Regions from separate parts of the Homo sapiens genome. Here region 1 is linked to region 2. Evidence: chromatin contacts called from ENCODE Hi-C or POLR2A ChIA-PET data. All regions are on one chromosome and are shown on one strand. Each heading gives the region's core, a stretch centred on a gene start or an enhancer-like site at or near the end of the contact. The rest is flanking DNA. Distances are from core to core; before and after follow the strand shown. Region 1 overlaps LOC101929507 (a long non-coding RNA gene). Region 2 has its middle 140 kb from the start of LINC00583.

What was found. Hi-C counts contacts between places; a loop is a spot of excess contacts on that map. ChIA-PET counts read pairs that join two places held with the same protein, here RNA polymerase II (POLR2A). Pooled maps may share reads with other maps.
Region 1: a pooled map shows a loop between it and region 2 (2.1-fold over the local background). The contact joins two enhancer-like sites. A Hi-C loop is called at or near these places in 1 of 168 maps with a recorded cell type or tissue (heart left ventricle) and 1 of 50 pooled maps. POLR2A ChIA-PET finds 5 or more read pairs at or near these places in 1 of 52 experiments (A673).

What each region holds. Positions count from the first base shown.
Region 1 is chr9:13,838,347-13,843,901 of GRCh38, reverse strand. The region is part of intron 7 of LOC101929507 (a long non-coding RNA gene); the gene reads left to right. Among named protein-coding and RNA genes, the nearest start is that of LINC00583, 87 kb to the left of the region's middle. Within about 2 kb of position 1,826, at least 2 of the 41 ENCODE cell types and tissues checked have a DNase peak (open chromatin) inside an H3K27ac peak, as active enhancers do.
Region 2 is chr9:13,784,769-13,790,411 of GRCh38, reverse strand. No RefSeq gene overlaps it. Among named protein-coding and RNA genes, the nearest start is that of LINC00583, 140 kb to the left of the region's middle. Within about 2 kb of position 4,116, at least 7 of the 41 ENCODE cell types and tissues checked have a DNase peak (open chromatin) inside an H3K27ac peak, as active enhancers do.

The DNA.
Region 1 (5,555 bases), core at 577-3,076, 56 kb before region 2:
TAGTGTGGCTGAGGAACTGACTTTTAAATTTTGTTTAATCTTGATTATTTTAAATTTAAAACACTGATACTTGGTTCAGTTTTTGGAAAACTTTAAGTACTTTTGGAACAACCTGGGTATGTGAATCTGTTTTTTCAACTGAAAATCTTAAGAAATCTAAATATAGATCAAGCATTTCCTATGAAAATTTAGTGTCCAAATTAAGGTGTATTGTAAGTGTGAAATACACACTGGCTTTTGAAGACTTCATAGAAAAAAAATGAATGTAAAATATTTCATTAACATAAGCTTTTCTACTGATTGGGTTTTGATATGATAATATTTTGAATATATTGGATTAAAGAAAATATGTTGTTATAATTAATTTTCCCAGTTTCTTTTTGCCTTTTTAAAATGTGGCTACTAGAAAATGACATATGTGGCTTGCGTGATATTTCTATTGGACAGTTTCTTTCTAGGGGCTTTGACATATGCCATTTTACCAAATCATTAAAATAACCCAGTATGGTAGGCACTACTGTTCCCATTACTATAGGAAAGGCAATTGAGTGAGGCTCAGAAAAGTTATTTAAGTCTCTCAGGTGTTACATTTCTTATAGAGCAAAGCCAGGATTCAAAGCCAGGTTTGGATAGCCCCACTTCTTCTTTGTTTCTACTCTGTTGTGTTGTTCCTGGTTGCTTTCTTTTAGGAAAGCCATGAAGAGCTTGCAGTTCTGTCTTGATTCTTCGTAATAAATAAGACCTGATGAACCTATTTATGAACAGGAGGCAGTTTGAAACAAAAATTACCTTCTCTTCAAATGGTAACTGGAAGAATATTTGAATTCTTGCAAAACGAATGAACAAAACCCATTTACATGAACAGAGTTTTACAAATTAACACAAAAACATATTTGAAACATTAGAGAGCAATTTGCCTAGCCAATGGGCACTGATTATTTAGTTTAATATCTTGGGTTGGGTTTCTTTGTTTTGGTTTTTTTTTTTAGAGAATTTGAAATTGTGGGACCATTCCGAGATCTAACATCTCTGATGATGATGATGATGATGATTCTTCTTCTTCCTTTTTAAAAATAATACAAGTAAGGTTTCCTTTACAAAGATGGTGTTGATTCCACATTAGAAATTCTCAGTATTGCATTTGTTATATTAATAGCTTTCAATATATAATCATTACAAAGAATGCAGAGACATGCCCATTTTTTTGATGTGATTAATTAAAAAATAAGCTTCCTCTCCTTTCTACTTTGTCACTTTTTCCATGTAGCAGGAGTTAAGGAAGGACAAAGCTTTCCTCTATCACTTGCACAATTGGTGATGTTAAAATGGCATAGACTTGATTTGAGAGGGACTATACCCTAAATTGAAGGAAGGAAGCTAACTGTTCTCTGAAGATTCCCAAGCTCACTGACCCAGTGAGGGAAAAATGTGTTCACAGAGAGTGAGACAACTATGCAGCAAATCATCTCTTCCAGGGTGTTGGGAGCCAGCTACAAAACTTGAAAACAGACTCATCTGTTCTGCACCTGCCTGAGTACTGGCGTTTCCTGGACTAGTTAACTTGCCTTGATCATGGCAGGATTAGGCAGGCTCAGAACTTCAGTGACACTTCCCTTTGAGGAAATGTCATACGACCTATGACAAAAACCAAAAACAGGTGACTCTAGGGCAACAGGTCCTCCTCTGCCTGGAAGGTTTGCTTGTCAGCCTCCTGATGTCACCTCTCTTGGCTATATTCTCCATACCATCACCCAGGGTATAGGAGAGAAGGTGTTCTTGCCAAGACCACATGATTGGCATTCTCTGCCTTGGCCCTTTTATCTTTCCCCAGTGCTGGCCCTCCCTCACCCTGCCCTTGCACTCAGCAGAGCAGAAGTCTGCTTGAGAGCCTTGCTATTTTTACTTCTCTGTGAGGGGATCTCAGGTTACAAATTATATACCGATGAGGTAAGTTACAGGTATGTAGACTCCTGTTTCTAATTTAGCTTGGCACTGGTTTTGAACGTTAAACAGTCTCTCAGTCCAGCTCTCCCTGCTTCCACTCTCCTCCCATCTTTGGCATCACGTTCCATCCTGATTCTGAGGGTTGCTTTCCTTTCCTGCTGGATCTCCCAACGTTCGGGCTGCTTGCAGAGAGGAATCAGGGGAGTTTAGTTTTGCACAGGGTAAAGTTCTATGCTTATTCCCCAAAAACTTGGCAGTGGCAATGCTATTTAAACACACAGGCCCCCAATAGATGAATATTTGTAAGATATTTTAGAGGCTTTCAATCGCTTTCACACATATTGTCACAGTTAAGTCTTGCCTGAAAAGACTGGAATCACTGCAATTACCTGTAATTTGCAGATGAGAAAATTAGGGCTCAAAGAGGTTAATGATTTGACTAAGAGTCCATGGCCAAGATGAAGTTCAGAAGCGATGGATACATAAGGAACAAACTTCTGGTGGAAGGTCCTTTCCTCCAACCTCAGGAGTCTGGAAAAGTGGAATCCTTCCCTCCTTCTTCCTTTTCTTTCTTCCTTTTTTTCTTCTTCCCTCCCTCCTCCTTTCTCTCCCTCCTTCCTGCTCTCCCTCCTTCCCTGTCTTTCTCCCTCTTTCCTTGTTTCTGTCTTTTCCTTCTGTCTTTTTTCTTTATCTGGGTCTAGACTAATCTCTCAGGTTTTAGGTTAAAATGGCTCTTCCTGAAGCCACCCGTGTGACAAGCACACCCTGTGCTTTCTGCATTGTCTTATGAATTTGAAATTTAATATGAATTTAGTTGGAATAGACATGTTAGAGAAAAGGTGACATCAACATTAGATTAAAACACTAAACAGGGTTTTTTTTTTTTTTTGAGACGGAGTCTCGCTCTGTCGCCCAGGCTGGAGTGCAGTGGCGCGATCTCGGCTCACTGCAAGCTCCGCCTCCCGGGTTCACGCCATTCTCCTGCCTCAGCCTCCCAAGTAGCTGGGACTACAGGCGCCCGCTACCACGCCCGGCTAATTTTTTGTATTTTTAGTAGAGACGGGGTTTCACCGTGTTAGCCAGGATGGTGTCGATCTCCTGACCTCGTGATCCGCCCGCCTCGGCCTCCCAAAGTGTGGGATTACAGGCGTGAGCCACCGCGCCCGGCCTAAACAGGGGTTTTTAAGCATCAGAATGCAAATGCCTGCTTATTTCTGTTTCTTAAAAACTTAACATGTCCACAAACACAATTAGCATTTAAGCAATATTTTCATGTTAGCTTCAATAACACATTGTGGGACTTCAAAGTGCTTAAATGGCATTCTACCTATCATTAAGGTGTTTACAATAAATAGAAGAAATATTACAGATAATTTTGAAAATAAAGCAAAACTATTCCCAATCCGATTTTTGCTATTTTCTCAGCAACTCAGAAAAATTCCTAGGTAGGGAGAAATGGCTTTAATTTGCATATCTAATTTCAAATTGTGGCCATTGTATTTTCATTATCTATCTCTTTTGACATGTCTGTCAGTAACCTACTTGTTACGCATACAGACACGTACTCGTACACATGCACGCAGTGTGGCATCTCATTATTCTCGAAGCTCTCAAGGGCCTGTTTTATATTGTTAGACTGTAAGATTGTGAGCTGCTGAAAGGCAGGAACAATGCCTCTTCTTTCATTTCACTTACTCATTTCCTTATTTCTGCTAGGGTTGTGTTGTCTATGCTGCACAGCCGAAAGAGCAGGGGGTTTGGTTTATGCATGGGTCAGACAAGTTTCTTACTTTTTTTGTGTCTCCATTTCCTCATCTGTAAAATGGGGATAAAAGCATAAACCTAGGTGATAGGGTTGTTGGGAACACTAAATGAGAGAATTGTGGCATATAGTCACTGTTCAACAAAGACAGACATATACGTTTAATATTTTATATAAGCATACTTTTATATCCCCCCACATTAATTTACACTTGGTACTTACATAGGTAACTCCTGAACAGCCTCATTCCTCCTCATGCTGCCCCTAACACTCAAGCACTGACTAAATTTTTTTTCACATGAATGAAGCAATGACTTAATAACGGTGAAAGTGTTATACTGAAGCTTTCAATTGATGGCTTTCCCTTACACCACAGGTCTAGATAGTACTTGGGGGAAGGGAGTGTGTACTGTTTTTGAGAGAGGCTGAGGATTTGACAAAGGACCTCAGAGAGCACCAAAATAAAGATAACCCAAATGGAGAAACCAGGACTAAAAAGCTATTGAATTTCACATGATTATGTCAATGTTCTCTTTTCCTCTGAATCATTTGAAGCTTTGGAAGGAAATTTTAGACATAAATAACTTTAATTTGTACTCTTCTTATGCTCAATTATAGCATGGCATCATTTTTGATGAATACTTCATCCAGACTGATTCATTTATTTCTAGTAGAAAGAAGGAATGGGTGCGACTCTTGCTCATTCATTATTTTTTCCCTTATGAGGAAAACAAAATAGTCTCATAATTAGGGGATTTTATTGTTGATATTATGATTTATTACATTTCTCATATGTATGTTCTTAACTTTTTTGAGGTATAATTTAGGTACAATACATTGTCCCAGTTTGTGCATTTTGATGAAGTTGGCAGTTGTGTACAGTTGTGTAACCAATATCACAATCAGGTAATTTCCATTACTTCAAAAGGTTTTTTCTTGTCCACTTGCAGTTGATTACCTCCACAGATGATTACTATGCACAGGCAGCTACTGATCTGCCCTCTTATCACCTTTATGCTTGACTTATTTCACTTAGTATGATGCTATTACAATTCACGCATGTTGGTGCATGTACCTGCAGTTTGTTCCTTTTCATTGCTGAATATAGTCCTTAATATGGATATGTCACAATTTCTTTTTTGTACTAGTTGAATGATATTTGTGTTTCCAGTTTTGGCTTCTTAATAATGCTGCTACTATCATTCATATATACATAAGTTATTTTGACTCAAGTGACACAAAATATTTATCTTGGATAAATGTCTAAGATAAGTAAACATTTAACTTTTTATAAGATACTGCCAAAATGTTTTTACCAAAGTGATTGTATCACTGTGCAAATGAAACCAGCAAGTTATGAGATACTAGTTGTTCTACATCCTCACCAACACTTTGTATTGTCTGCCTTTTTAATATTTGTTTCCAGTGAGTGTGTAGTGATATCTCATTGCAATTTGAATTTATGTTTCTCTAATGCCTGGTGGTATCTTTTCACACATGTATTGGATGTTGATCCTCTTTCATGAAATGTCTGTTTAAATCTTTTGCCCATTAAAAAAATTCAGGACGGTCTTATTATTGAGTTCTAAGCATTCTCTATATGTTCTAGATATAAACTTTTTACCTGATGTGTGTTTTGAAAATATTTTCTCCCAGTCTGTGTCTGGCCTTTTTGCTCTCTTAACCATGTTTAAGAGCTCATGTTTTTAAATTTAGATAGAATGCATCTAGTTTATTTTTTTCTTTTATGTTTGTATTCTTTGTGGCCTGTTTAAGAAATATTTATCTTACCCAATATCACAAAGGTTTTCTCCTTTTTTTCTTTTAGACATTTTATGATTTGGGCTTT
Region 2 (5,643 bases), core at 2,867-5,366:
TTTCTAGCTCCTGGTGATCCCAGGGGATTCATCCCTCACCCCTAAGACAAATATTTAATAAGAATCTACTTCATGCAGGCCACTATCCTTGGCACTGCTGGTCCTATCAACGAACCATATGTTCTTTTATTTACGCTCTTGGAGGTGAGCTAACTCCAGTCAGGTCTCAGATAATCTTATCTGACTCAACAGTGGAGTAAGGCAAACTGGACAAAAAATTATGGCAATGTCATAAACTCAGCAATAAAAAGGGTTTTGCTATGTGTGAGGATACTTATTATTGTGGCTGGTTGGATTTTGGGGGAAGAGGTCCAGCAGACTTTCTCAAACATGGTGCCAGGTGTTAGAGGGCCAAAGTGACATAAGGCACAGTTCTTGAACTCAGAGAACTTGACAGGAAGTAGAGGAGACAGAAAGATGAACGGTGAACAGCAATACGTTATTCTTGATTTTGTTTTTTAATTAAGGTAAAATTCACATAAAATCACCATTTTAACCATTTGAAGTGAACAGTTGAGCAGCATTTAGTACATTCCAAATGTTAGGCAACTACCACCAGTATCTAGTTCTGGAACAGTTTTCTCACCTCTGCACACTGCTAATATGTTTTCTATCTCTATGGATTTAAGGTTGGCTGGACTTTCATTCCATACAAAGAATTGTATTAGCAGCAAAAGAGAAGAGGTCAAATTCCCTAAACTAACTGGGTGAGATTGAGCAAGACGCTATGCCTTTTTGAAGTTCAGGTGCTTTATCTACCAAACATAAATAATACCTGATTTCTCTGAAGCTATGAGACAAGACCAGGTGATCCTTAAAGGTTGCTTTGGGCTCTAAGCTTTCTGATTATGTAATTTCATGGTATTTGTGAAAACCATGAATCGATGCTTTACAATACACTAAAGCTTTATTTGTTTGTAACCTTAGTAATTAAACTCTAGCAGGCCATCACAAGCCTCTCTTTAAACAAATATCTTATAGTACTTGCAGGCACTGCAAAGTATAATGAAAAAAGTAAAGCTCCAAAGTCATCAGAAATCTTTCTGGAAGGACTCTTTCTTTGTGTTGTTAAGATTTGCATCATTCATACCATCATATGAAGAGAGAAGGAGCCTTGTCATTTTTTCCCTCTATTTTTCACTCTATTTTAGTAATAACCTGTAGACATTCTAAACTGCCAACCTCTGCTTTGATCTATTTTTAAGATACTAAAGGACAATTGAGGTTAATAAAGTGGTCCCTCAGTATACATGGGGGATTCCTTCCAGGACTGCCCTTGTATATCGAAATCTGTGCATGCTCAAGTCCCACAGTCAGCCCTGTGGAACTTGCATCTACATAGGCAGGTTTCATGAATACTGTATCTTTTCCATCTAGCATTTGGTTGAAAAATAACAAACAAACAATATAAGTGGACTGGCATGGTTCAAACCTGTGTTGTTTAAGGGGCAATTGTATAACCAAAGAGAAATATCTGTAAACACAAACAGTCCATGATGTGCTAAAGTAGCAGTCACAGAATTTCAAATACATATGGGGACACTGAAGTAATGAAGGGAAAGTTAACACAAAAGGAAAGATCCAGTTGTCTAATTCCTATCATTTTGGTTTGAGGTCAGATGCTGACTTCCTAGCCAGTATGAGTACAGTTGTAGCACATGGCTGTACCAGCCATTTCTCCATAAGTGCTTGATTCTTCATTTATTGCTACTTTTCTTACTTTGATAGTAGTATGGCTCCAAAAAACATGGCACAAGGGATCGTTCATTGATTGACAATCTCTCACAAACATGCATTTAGCAACAAGAGCCCTTTAGATTTGTGTGTGTGTGTGTGTGTGTGTGTGTGTGTGTGTGTGTGTGCTGGAAAATGACCTACAACTGACCCTCTCAAATTATAAAAGTTTTAAAGATTTCTTAAATGTTCTAAACATTAGCCACATGGGAGGGACTGATCTTGAAGGCCTTCTGGTGACTATTTTAAAGGAAAATAGTTGTCCTTAAATAGAAGAGAAAATGTCTGAGTCCCATGAACCTCATCTCTCTTCTAGTGCCTCATTTTCTCTTTCCTCTTCTTTTTCTCACTCCCTGCCTCCTTTCTTCTTCAATTTTTCCTCCCCTCTTCTCCTATTTGAAAATTGTCAGAGAGTGACAGACCACATAGGACAGTCTACCTGGTCCTGAAAGTGAAGCTTCCCACCATCTCTCAGCCTTCTTCATGACGAAGTCATATAGGGCCCTGGACTTTTGGCCTCTGTCTTCTGAGATTCTTGGAACCCTATGTGATTTCAAATTAAGGGGAGCTTTTTATGAAAATAAACTAGCATGAAGCCCTTGGGTCATTAGTTCTGCCTGGATTGAATATTGCAAAGAGCATAACTCTCCTTCTTTGAAAGGAAAATTCATGAAAAGAAAGTTTTGTAAAGTCTGGGTATTCATTAAAAGACATGTAAAAAGTCAAATAGACCCTCAATTTAAAATAAGCTGTGTAATTTAAGAAAATGTGCCCATAGCATACAGCTCCATGTATGGCTTGTCCTTACTCACTAACAGCTGTATAGGATTTGCCGTTTCTTCCATGTTTCATGTGATGATAGTGGATGCCGGCTCTTAGCTTCCAACACTGATTGCTATTCAGGGACTGGGATTCTGGATCTGCTCCAATCATGTGGAATCTATTTTGGACACATCATGTCACACTTGAACTCTAAAATATGCCTATCGGTGAAAGGTTCTGTTTATCTTTCTCTTTACTCAGACTCACACAGAAAATGGAGTTCAGTCCTCACACCAGCGGACTTTGTTTTATTCTAAAACCCTCTTTGAATCCTCAGCAGCAGTAGCAGAAACAATTTCTGAACTTCTTGATATGGTGGCTGCTTTTCCCTCAGCACTCCGGTCTCAGCCTTCTGCTTACGACTTGCCCTGCTCTTTCATTGTACTCACTTCCTTCTTTGCAAATCTCCCATATGGGCAATTAGGACTGCGATTTACACTGGTTTTCTTCTACTTTGCACGCAGCAAGCAGCTCAGTCCTTTCGTAGGACACACAGCTGTGACTGCCTCTCCAGGGGAGGGAATTTACCACTAAGCATGGCAGCCTGCAAGAGATGCCAGAGAGAACATCAGGGGCGACACTTCATAGTCAGAGAAGCGTGCATGGAGTATTGAGAAAGGAGAAAAAGCCAAGGAGAGGTCAGGCTTTGATTCACTGAGAGTAAGGAAAGAACCAAATGGAACAGGAGCAAACACAGGGTCAAGACAGACCTGTAAGGCCAAAGCCTTTTGGGCAGAGGGCAAAATTCTGCATCTCATCTAGAAAGATGGAAAAACAGGGGATTCTCTTTGTACCTTTGTCAAGTTCCAGACAACAGTGTGGTTTTCTTTCTAACTCTTTATTGCAATCAAAGTGAGCATTGGATCCTGGAATTACAGTTTCTGGTAAATTTATTTTACATTCAGAAGACTATTCAATAAAGCTTTTTGATATTGTCTTTCTTTTTCTTCTGAGTTCATTTTGTTTTTTTCTTTCCCTGATGAGTGAGCCAAGAATGTAGTTCAGACTTTCTGGCTGCTCCAATTTTGATATTTGAGTCTGATAAAGTTGTCTAGTGTAGACAGGATAGATTTTTTTTTTTCTTTTTAGGGAAGGAAGGGAGGAAAAGGAGAGAAGAGGATTTTCTCAAAGCTCTTGAAAAATGAGTAATTTTAGGAGGAAGGCATTGCTTAGCCGTGGAAAGCCTCTGAGTCCTCAAACTTGGATGTCTTTGAAAGAAGACCCCCATATGCAATGTGGCATGATTGACAAGAAATTTGTTTGAAATGACTGAGAGGCCCTCATTAGGCTGGGACTCCTCACCATCTGGGTTTGAGTTTTGATAATGGGGTCAGGCTCTCTTTTGGTCTGTGCGTTGAATAGCTGAGTGTAATTTGTTAGTGATTGTGGCTAAAACACAAACATTTTTTAGTCACATTCATAGGAATTTGAAACTAACCGCAGTCTTGGGGCACAACAGTGAGAAAACACTTTCCAGCTGCACTACTGTGCTTGGCGACCCAGTTGAGAAGCTCTCACAAAGCAGCCAGTCTCACTTCGGGCTGGACGGGCGCCATTGGAAACAGAAGTGCAACTTTATCACTTGACTTCAAGAAGAGGTTTCCCAGCAACAATATGGAGACAAGATACAAGACAGATCCCATGGAGGAAGCTGCCCTTTCCCAGTGGGGAGCTTGCATGTAGGATAGGTAAGGAAGGGCGCTAAGAGGCAAAACAGGGGCCAGCCCAATATCTTCTTATAGACAAATTTCAGTTGATTTCTGCCTGAATAACAAATGTGAACTGGAGAGGCTTCACATTTACCCATGAGAAAGAGATTAAGCCCAAGTAATCACCCCACAAACCAGCACCTACAAAAACCATTGCTTACCACGACAGTAATCACTCTCAGAACATTCCCCTAAAGGCTTACTGTAGCATGTGCAGAGAAGAGCACCAAACTACTTTTTGTTGTTATTTAAGAATCCCAACAGCCTCTTCAAAATCAGAGGTGTATTTTGAACTTCTGGCTTCGATTTTCATCCTTTAGTTGAGGAAGGGGTGGAGGCTTCAGGTAGGCAATTTGAAGGCATAGCATTCAGATCAGCTCACTAGAGAATCTGGGTGCTCCAAGCCCCAGGTGGTCTCAATGGAAGCAAAGCTCCAGGAATAAGTCAATGAAAAATGTTTTATTAATCATACATTTTTTAAAAGGTTATAAGGGCTAGTAGACTATGTGTGAGGACTAAATCATAGTCCTGGATAGGACTCATACCTTTTTAAACCTCATCAAACTCAGCAGATCTTTTATTTATTTTGAAAAATGTGACTACATGGATACCACCTTTCAGAGACCACAACTGCAACTCACCAATATCTGTAGCATATGGATTCATTCCTGCTTTTATATTTGTAAATATATAAGAAGCTGTGTGATTCAAAAAGTGACTTAGAAGGATTGAAGTCATAAATTTTTTTTCTTCAAGTAAAAGGACGTTTGAGAAATACTGGTCAAGAGTAAAATCAAAGAGATGGATGTAGAGACATTGGCTGGGTGTGGTGGCTCACACCTGTAATTCCAGCACTTTGGGCGGATCACATGAGGCTGGGAGTTCCAGACCAGCCTGGCCAACATGGCAAAACCCTGTCTCTCCTAAAAAAAAAAAAATTAGGGGGGCATGTTGACAGGCATCTGTAGTACCAGCTACTCGGGAGGCTGAGGCATGAGAATCGCTGGAAGCCGGGAGGCAGAGGTTTCAGTGAGCTGAGATTGTGCCATTGCACTCCAACCTGGATAATAGAGTGAGAATCTATCTCAAAAAAAAAAAAAAAAAAAAAAAAAAAGCAGGGGCGGGAGAGAGAGAGACTGACTTGATTGAGTTGATCTTCATTGGTATCAGATCTATAATTATTTTAATACTTTTAAAATTAATCTAGCTTATTAAAATGAAACTATTGAGAATATTTTTAAAGATTTAGCTTCGAAGATGTTCATTGTAATACTGTATATAACAGTGAACATTATGAAACATTTTGAAAGCCCCAAATTAATAGACAATTAATTATACTTAGGTATATACATGCAATAGAATACAATATACTACTCAA